Linked DNA regions of Homo sapiens: region 1 is linked to region 2. The links are chromatin loops, found by intact Hi-C in ENCODE. Cell type or tissue: gastrocnemius medialis. All regions are shown on one strand.

Region 1 (5,000 bases), 67 kb before region 2:
GCATGAAACCCAAAGCAATTGATAAAAATGAGCACCACATGGAGAATGTGGAAAGGAGAGGCAAGCATAAAAATCACAACCACATCTGACATCTCTAGAAATGGAGAGAGACAAATGAAATCTCACATGTGGCTTTCCTCAAGTCAGAAAGATTCCGCTTCTCCATTCAGGGGCGGGATGAAGGAGCCTCTTTGGAAGCCGTGGGCCTTTCTCAAGTTGTTCTACCACGCCTTTCATTTCTCCCGCTTCAGCCAGTAAGTTCAAGTGCTTAGAGAAATGCTTAGCCTCTAGCACCTTCTCCAGGCACAAAATAATGGGTTGACCAAATTGATAATTTTTTTTTTTTTTGAGATGGAGTCCCTCTTTGTTGCTCAGGCTGGAGTGCAGCAGCATGATCTCGGCTCACTGCAACTTCAGCCTCCCAGGTTCAAGCGATTCTCCCGCCTCAGCCTCCTCGAGTAGCTGGGATTTCAGGCATCCGCCACCACGCCCAGTTGATTTTTGTATTTTTAGTAGAGATGGGGTTTCACCATGTTGGCCAGGCTGGTCTCGAACTCCTGACCTCAGGTGATCCGCCCGCCTCAGTCTCCCAAAGTGCTGGAATTACAGGCATGAGCCACTGTGCCTGGCCCGAATTGATACCTCCCAAAGTATGCATGAAGGACAATAATTTGAGATATGAGGAAAAAATCTAAAATGACTTTTTCTACTTATTTTTATCTCACCTATTCAGATTTATTTCGTGAATGTGTATTTTAGAAATACATTAGTATACTGGTATATCATTAAGCATATCAATAAGTAAAAATATCTCGGGCAAGTTAAATGAGTTATTTGTCTGTTTTTACTCTGGGGGGCACATGATCAGAATGTGTGAGGACTGGGAGAGTAGTTAGCAGTGTCACTAGCTGAATGTGGGGCCAGGAAGAATGCTCTAGAACTGTGAGTCCTTGTGGAAACAGGGGCATTAACTGGATCGGCTGCCTCCTTCTAGCCTATGAGATAGCCTGTTAGCTTCCCTTGTAGCTCAAAGAGCCCCTGGAAATCAGTAGTCAGAACCCAGAGAAAGGGAAGTTCTACCCGTAAAAGAGATGCCCATGTTTTCTTAGCTGATAGTCACTTTGCAGAGCCACACCCACAGGTGACAAAAGCACAGTGGAACTTACCCTCAGGCCCTTTCACCATCACAGGCCTCTCTTCTTTCCTGGTTTTGTCGTTGGGTAGGGGTGGTGGTGTTGCCTCCCGGAACCCTCATCCAGGCTACATGAGACATGCAGACATGCTCCAGTGTCATGAACCTCCCCCTCAACAGCTCCTTCCCCCCTTTCTCCACAACACAAACAAAACCATCAAACTCCATATGATTGTTATAATCTAACTGTGGAGTCAGGAATACTGTGCTGCCCTACGTGATGCTCTTTTCATTTTTGCAGCCATCTAGCTTTCTTTTCCCCCTACCCCAGCAACCCACAAACTTAAACTCCAACCTAGTTCAACCTCAGAAATCCCATTAATGTCTTAGAGGCAGGTGGCCTGAGGAGCCCTTCACTTCTGCTGTCAGCTGTGTCTCCATGGCTCAGGAACTTACCCTCCCACCCAGCCAGGCTGCTTTCCCTGTCAATAGCATTCTCATTCCCTCCATGTCTGTTAGAACTTGACCATTAGTCAAGCTGTTCCTGAGATGTGTCTCTTGTAGAGATGTACACTGGTTAGAAATGGAAGCACCTCCGTGACTTTCCTCTCCCTGTCATGGTGACAGCAGTGTGACAGGTTTGACAGTTCCAGTTTCTAGGACCTCCAGCTGCAAGTGCTGCTTCGACCATGTGCTTACGAATTGCTTCAGGTCCACCTCGTACCCTTTCCCTCTCCAGCCATGTTTATCTTGGCTCCGTATTAATGGCACACCTTCTGAATGTTGGACAAAGATAGTAGCTCTTGTGTAAGAACACACTATCGACAGCAAATGGAAGATGTTACACTTTAAGGCTGCCAGTTGTCCCCACTTGTGCCATACTGAAATAGGAGATGGCCTGCATCTGTTTGAAAGAAATTGAGTGAAATAATAGTTGGTGAGTATAGTCCTGAAGGCAGTGAACTGTGATGGAATCAAGGATCTCTTCCTGTTAGAGTGACTTTTGCCCACCGCTTCCAGTGGTGCTTGTAGAACTTAGGATCTCAAGAATATTTTGTGTCCCCTGCAGAAAAGTAGCAATGCAGGTTGTTCACATCCAGAGGTCATGACTCCCAACAGACTTTGTTTATAGCAGCCCAGGCTCAGTGAGGTGTATAGTGGGAAGGGCCCAGTACCACATGGGCAGAGAAGCACTCATTAACTTCCTACCTGGTTGTAAACATTAGAAAGTTCCCATTCAGAAAAGTACTTAACAGCAAATATCACAGCTATGGTATAGTCCTGTTCTGAAGCGGATGTGTTTTACAGGTGAAGACTTCAGGAAAACAGCCAAAGAAGATGTGATCTTCCAAGATATCATGTACCCTCCATTGTTTGTCAGTAGAGGAGTTTTGGGCATTTAGGGTAGACTCCTCCCACACATCACAAAACACTTAGCAACACTGCTTTGCCCATTAAATACCAGTATCTATCACCATCACCTTGACTCCTGAAAAACAGTCCCACACAGTTGCAAGTGCTCCCCAGGGTGGGGAGGAAAGGAGCACTTCTCCAGAGGGAGAACCAGGGGAAACGAGGTAGCAGCACCCATAGGTGTGCCTGTGCACTGGGTGCAGCTAGTCGGTTATTTCACTCAGACTCTTGATGATTCAACACATTTTGGAAAGAGAAAGTTTGTCCCCAAAAGAGGCACCTGACTGGCCCAATCCATTGTCACATGTTAATGGCTGTCACATGACAGCCAGTTGCTGGATCTGTTTATGTCACCAAATAGTCACTGTCTAATTAGACTTACAAATTCTAAGTGTAGCATTAGATTTACAAAGTCAGTAAACTGTGATGTGTGCCTGTGTTATCTTTCATGATCTGACAGATCATGTTTGAAAATTGGCCCAAGCTAGGCCCAGTGGTTTGTACCTGTAATCCCAGCTACTTGAGAGGTTGAGGTGGGAGGATCACAACATCCTGGGAACAGAGCAAGACTCCCGTCTCATTTTTTTTTTTTTTTTTTTTGAGATAGATTCTCTCTCTGTTGTCCAGGCTGGAGTGCAGTGGCTTGATCATAGCTCGTTGCAGCCTTGAACTCCCAGCCCAAGTAGTCCTCCCACCTCAGCCTCCCAAGCAGCTGGGACTACAGGTGTGCACCACCATGCCCTGCTAATGTTTTAAATTTTTTGTAGAGGTGAGGTCTTCTTATGTTCCCCAGGCTGGTCTCAAACTCCTAGGATCAAGTGATCCTCCCACCTTGGCCTCCCAAAATGCTGAGATTACAGGCGTGAGCCTACTGCACCCAGCCCAAAATTGTTTTTAAAAATAAGGAAAAAAAAAAAAAGAAGAAAGAAAACCGGCCAAAATGCAGAGAAAAGTTTGACTATCAATGCAGCATTACTTTGGTTTTATTTTACATCAGCCATCTCCCCTCCGCTCAAGATTTGAGGTTGCTTGTTAGTTGAACTACTTGGCAATGAATTTGTCATTGAAACAAAAATTTTGAATTTTTGAATATGAGAATTTCATTAATAAGTCATGAATTGTAAGCTTGGGTGTGAAAATCTTTATAATACTTTATAGTGAGACATTTCTCATCTGTCGTCTTGCAGGCTACTGCACAGGAGCTCGAGTACATAGATTTGTTGTCAATTAAATATTAAAGCTTTATAGGCTATTTTTATTTCCTTCTGCTTGCATTCCTTCCTCCAGCTCCTAATAGCCACATGTCCAGTCTTTAAATGGAGCCAGGTTTAGAGAGGTCTAATGAAGAGGGTTTACTGAATGGGGAAAGGGCAGCCACCGTGACCCCATATCACACCTTTGCCACACAATCAGAGACCTCTGTTGAAGCTATTCTGGAAAAGATCTATTCTTACCAGAAGCTGTCCTGCGCTGTCAGTGAAAAGACATTAGGTGCAGGTGTCAAACATGACTAATGAGGCATGAGGAGTCGACAGCAAAATAACAGAGATTATGGGCAGAGAGGACTTGCAGATGAAATGTGAATAGCAGTGTAGATGTGTGAGTGATGCAGGAAGGAAGGGGACCGGCACCGAGGAGCAGTAGCTGTCCCACTTGCGGGAAGGTTGGACAATATCAGTTACTTGATTGGTATCTTCTCCTTTGATATATTAAGTGGACAAACATCTAATGTTTTCCTCTCGAAATCATGAGTTTCCTGCAAGTGTTTGGGGCTTGGTATCCACGTTTCTGTAATCTTCTAAGACAAGCCAGAATCTTTTTCTGTTTTTATATTTACACAGGTTTTATTGTGAAATTGTCAGGAAGGATGAGGCATGTTTCACTCATTAATTTTCATTGTCATCAAAACATCAGAGTTACAGTGCAGTATCCTGCTATTCCAGGGCCCACAGGAGCTCTGATTGATAACATTCTACCTTCACAAAGGTTGTAATCTAAATGGAAGAGGCTGGAAAAAGAAAAAAGTATGATTAGTTGTAGTTGTGTCAAAAGCTGCCTCTGAACAGACCAATACACTAAGCAATCAGAGATTTCAAGAGAGGTAGCAGGGCCTGAGACTCTAACTCAGTGAATCTTGCTTCACCAGATGTGGAGTCTGTCTTTGGTGGTTTCGCAGAGCCTGGCCCTGAGCCTCCATCCACTCAGCGCTCAATAGATGACTGTAAGCATATTTCTATGCGTTCATTAGCCTCAGGGAGGTTGATTTTTACCTCCTAGAGGTGAATTTTAAAGACTTCCTTTTTGGATGAGAAAGAGAAGGCTGGTAGAGAAGGAGGAGCAGAAGCACCATGAAATCAGGTGGGTGATGGTTTCCTTTCCTGGTGCTTTTAACCAGTTCTCCCAGAGTGGAGATAAACATGAAGTTAATATGGGGAATGTTGATCTTCCTAAATGC
Region 2 (5,000 bases):
GGCCAGCAGCAATGGCGTAGGGAGGCCTGAGTGTTAGCTTGAGGGTTCATCAACTCATTTTCGTTCAAAGCACTTCCTGGTGATTGTTTTCCATGGACCTGGGAACTGCACTAAGGGCGCTCCTCCCACAGTGTGCCCTGACCCCCCAGGTGTGTTCTTTAGGTAAAGCTGTTTTTTAATGTCTGAAGAGGCCAAAGCAAATGCCAGTGAGGGTATAGCTCTCTAGGATCTCCAGAATAGAGGCACCATATGAGCAACAACACTAGACTGGGTTTCTCAGAGTCTGTTTCTCACACACTTTAGTACCTCTCAGCTTAACATGGTACCTGGAGATAGAGGTGCTTAGGAAATGTATGCTTAGCAAATGTTGCAGAAAGAGTTTATTCGGAGTCATAGAGCCATCGGAGCAGATGGTCTTTTTTGTTTTCTTCTTCATGTTTTGACTCCTACATAGTTCAGAATAAGTCACTTTGGTCTTTTCTTTGCACATGTTCACTTTCTAATATAGTGTCTTCTTGGGGAGACTGTTTTATGGGGAATATGTGAGTTCATGTGTTAGCTGTGGAGCCAGCCTGCCTGAATTTGAATCCTGACTTTTCCTCTAACTGTGTGACCTTGAGCAGTTTCCTTAACCATTCTGTATCTCAGGTTTTAATCTGTAAAATAAGGATAACGGGAGTACCTAGCTCTTCAGATTGTGAGGATTGAATGGGATATACACATAAAGCTCTCAATGCCTGGTGTGTTAAAGTGTTCGCAGTTGTTACTTTTTTAAATGTTTTTACTACTTTTGAAATTTAGTGTTCAAGGTGAACTTTTTACAGAAGAGCCAGGGCAATTGGATGCACTTTGGGGGAAAAAAAAATCACTTGCCTCATCCCCATCTTCTCCATCGCAGTGAGGACTGTTCTCAAGTGGGCACACAGGACACCTGTCTCCTTCATCTGCAAGGCCCCAGTGGCTGTGCTGGGGTTTGAGGTCTCTCGTTCAGACCAGGTATGTGAGGGCTTGGTTATCATGCACTGCTCCTGAATCCACCATCTCCATGTCCACATCCTTGGCAGGGAGACCAGAGCCAACTGGGAACTCTGCCACCTGGAGAGACCTTTGAAACACTGTCGCCACCAGTGTTCCATTTGTGTGTTTGCAGAATGCCAAGTAAGCACATTCTTTTTCACCCTCTGACATGACCTCAGGGTTACTTTCTGTGGCTGTTGACAAATTTTTAGACATCCCAGTTTTATCAGCGGAAACCTTGAAGAGTGACAAATGGTTCTTGGAAGAGTTGGTACATACTATAAAAATGTCAGCTGGCTCATTTATAACCCAGTGATGTCCAGTGTCTGAGCCGTGCTATCAGCATGGTCTATAGATAACTCACCCTCACGATGCTCCGCTCTCCCCAAGTACTTTGTGCAGCTGTTCTGGTTGAAGACCCAGTTGACATCTATAATAGATATCAAATGGAGAGCCTCTTATTTTATCACTCTCTGTGTTTCAGCACTGGCGGTCCCCATGGACTGTCAGAAACAGGCAGCCAGCACGTTATGGGAAAGGTGACTTGCTGAGTCCCTGTGCCCTGAGGACATTATTAAGTGCTAGGGAACCTTGTTAGCTCATAAAGTTGGTTCAAACCAATTATTGTTCTGCGACCATTACCATTGCCAAGAATGTAACTCTTTTAAATTCTTGCCCATAAAGCCGATCTTTCCATTACATTATATCATAGAGCAAGACTTCTGATCTGGCCGCACTTGTATCCCACCGGCTGCAAAGACTAAACATTGCATTTGCTGCTCAATATTGGTTACCCTTCAGTGCTTCATGGAGGCAGCAAGACTGCTATTTATAGATTTACTTTCTGTCTCCCTAGTTCAGCACAGTCAGTTTTGACACACTGTCCCAGTAATCTGATCAGCCATGCTGCTTTTAAATGAAGGTCTAGGCCTTGGCCTCTGCAGAGAGGGTGACAGCTGTCAGATACAGATAGTAGGCTACAGATCCTGGCTGCTAAAACCCTCTCATTCATTCCTGTTACAGATCATTGACCACAGCTTGAAGCCATGCTTTACAGTTGGCCGATTAGTTGGCAAGAGATCTACATACTGTATTAGCAAGGTCAACCACTGAGATAAAGGCAAAAACGTAAACCCCTGCACTATTTTTAAACCAGTAGCCATTTGTTAAAGCTGGTTATTTTGGTACTTGTCTCCGTTCCCCTCTTTTTTTTTTCTCCCAAAACAAAACTCAAGAAACTTGTTAAAACTCTTCGGCAGCTAACGAAGATGCCTCAGATAATGAGATGGTTCAAACCTGAGAAGGAAAGATGAGGTCTTTCTCAGAAACTCATTTAGGAACCTCGGATAGGAAGCCGTGTTAGCTGTGCTTATACCTTGTTTTAATCAGAACGTGTCTGGAAATCTTAGTCCAGGGAGACCTGGATGAAAGTGCAGCCAGTTTGAGTGCTCTGGCCATGACAGTAGGTTAGGCAGGTCTGGCCTAGAAAGAGGTAAGTTATGATTCATACAAGTTTAAATCCTCGCTCACTCCTGAATGAGGTGGTTGGGCTTGGTTGTCAGCTCAGATGATTGGACCCATTTTGTAGGTGTTTCCTTCTCCAGAGTCCTTCCTTCCCCCAGCATCTTGTCTGTAGGTATTCTAAAGCCAGGCATTATTCAACACACTATATTGGACTTGTGTAAAGAGAACTTGCACCCTGGGAAACCTTGTGTTAAAGTGATTAATTGACTTCTTCATATTCAGTGAAGATCCTTGCTGTTTCAGAATCGACACAAACGACCAAACCTTCAATCTCATCTTTACTCAGAAAGGGGTCCACCTATAAGATTTTGAACTCTCCTTCACCATCTGACCAGCCTCCTCTCTGCTTTCACCTCTCCTATGCCTTCACTCCCACTGAACGTTCCTTTAACTTCATGACAGCCACCTTCCCCTTTACCCTTCTCTGTGTCCTGCTAAGACTATGTGGACCCAGCTGGGGTTCCCATTCTTTTTCCAGGTTATACTCTCTATGGTCTCTATTTTGTGTCCTCCTCCCTCTCTTCTGTGACCTTACTGCATCTTCCTGTTGCATTCCCATCTCCCATCTGATCTCTTGTCTTTCACTCTCTACCTCTTGTTGACTTATGACCAAGCACAGTTTCCTTAGTGTACAGGGGCACCCAAGGCCCTTGACAATATGTCTGTCCACCATCTTGTAGTCTTGCCTCCTGCTTTGTTTCTTCTCCACCTCTCTAAGGCCCCATGCACACATTTGCTGAACACACCCTGCCCTGTCAAGCTTCTTTGGCTGCCTTTGCTATTCCTCCACCACGTAGGTCCTTTAGAATGGCAAGCCTTACAATGTATAGTATATTTAGTATACATACCCAGTAAATATTTGTAGGACGAGTGCATGAATAAAAGCACAATGTTTGACATTGTTATCAGCATTGACCCAAACCCTTTGAGCTAGATGAGCAATAAAGATTAGAAGAAAGAGGTTAGGTATAACCACAAACAAACTTGAGATTGAAGGCTCGCTAGAAGTAGAACTTTGGGTGGATTTCTCTCTGTGACTTGATTTTCTTGCCTATAAAGTGAGGTAAGTGATATCTGCTTTATAGGTTGTTGGGAGGATCAAAGAAGAAAAAAGGGAAGTAAAGTGCCTAACACAGTGTCTGGCAAATGGAAGGAACTTGATAGATGTTAATTACCTAGCTGTGCCATATAACTCCCACCCCATCTTCAGTGTTCTGTGAAATGTATTTTCATTTTACCCTTGGAAAGGTACAGGACAGGATGGAAGACCAGTTTGATGGGAGAGAAGGCTGGGAGTTACATAAACCCCCATGGTTTTCTGACTTTTCACTAGAGTCAATAAGGAGATGTTTAAACAGACTTTGGCCCACAAAAGGTGACTCACTCTCACATTCTCAGCTTCCTGCTCAGGGAATCAGTGTGGAAACTGGGCTTCCACTTCTCAGCTTCAAACTGGAGCTGGGAAACTTTCGCCTCTGTGGAGGAGCCTTGGGGAAATCTCAGCCCAGCTGCCATGAGGTGTGCAAGGGGAGGACGTGTCAGCCCTGGAAACTCCACAGGCCTCTGTTCCAGATGCACAGGGCAGTCACGTCTTTGCAGGGGTGAAGCAGGAGGACACCCTCCCTCCTGTTCTGTTCTAGCAGCCATCATGAGGTGGGACTTGGAGGGAATCTGATCCTGTTAGGGGAACGATCCAGTCCGGTGCAGAGCAGCTTTGGGGTATTAATGACTGTGTGTTCCACAGGGGGAACTTGTCCATTTCATTTATTTGCAATAAAATATATGAGAGGAACATCTGCAGGCAGCTTATATATTTGTCAAATTTAGAAGTAATTCAGGCATATGATGGGGAGCCATGGCGATTTTATGAATTTTCTATTGTTATGCATTCGAGTTCCCATGGCATCGTTTGGCCTAGCTATGGCAGCCCAGAGAACAGAGGCGGTGCTAGCAGACCCACGTGACACATGCCGCGGGCTTGGGCGGATGCCTGGCATGTGAAGTGATCCAGGGTGCTGGCAGATGCAGACGAGGTGGGAGGGAGGTGGAGGAGGGGCATACTCATGTTTTAGGAGGGGAAATACAGGGTCACCTTTGTGGACGGCAAATAGCCAGGTCCTGAAACTTGCTTCTAATGAATTCCTTACATGCTGTTGAAATGGCAGGAATCATAATAGCTTATTTCATGTGCCTTTGAAGGGTTCCAGCAAATGGAGTCTAAGAGAAGGCAGGGATGGGGGGTGGGGGTGGGGAGGCAGGAAAAGGGGGGGCGAGAGTGAAATATTACTACTTAAAACATATTCTTAGACATAATAAAGCATTAAAGTTAAAATATTGTTGAGACAGCTTTCATTATGCATGTTCCAGGCCTCATTATGGAATAAGCAGAAGTGACTGTGCAGCCGAGACCTAACAATATCTGCACTGAATTCCTATTATGTAAGAAAGGCTTTCTAGTC

The links. Hi-C counts contacts between places; a loop is a spot of excess contacts. Peaks named below come from ENCODE experiments on the same cell type or tissue, not always from the same donor. Only the 100,000 strongest peaks of a DNase experiment are listed, where the experiment ranks them.
Region 1: a loop joins it to region 2, with 2.1 times the contacts of the local background. A loop is called at or near these places in 1 of 110 quality-filtered maps.

Annotation. Positions count from the first base shown.
Region 1 is chr7:70,500,392-70,505,391 of GRCh38, forward strand. All of the region lies in intron 5 of AUTS2 (activator of transcription and developmental regulator AUTS2), which reads left to right. Among named protein-coding and RNA genes, the nearest start is that of GALNT17, 630 kb to the right of the region's middle. RefSeq lists an enhancer at 4,565-5,000. In gastrocnemius medialis, no CTCF peak of the experiment used is centred here; a DNase peak (open chromatin) is centred at 1,880.
Region 2 is chr7:70,567,681-70,572,680 of GRCh38, forward strand. The region is part of intron 5 of AUTS2 (activator of transcription and developmental regulator AUTS2); the gene reads left to right. It overlaps LOC124901669 (a long non-coding RNA gene), which reads left to right. Exons shown (of 2, transcript XR_007060376.1): 1 at 1-4,194. Among named protein-coding and RNA genes, the nearest start is that of GALNT17, 560 kb to the right of the region's middle. In gastrocnemius medialis, no CTCF peak of the experiment used is centred here; DNase peaks (open chromatin) are centred at 1,071 and 1,921; H3K4me3 peaks cover 482 bases; H3K27ac peaks cover 1,408 bases.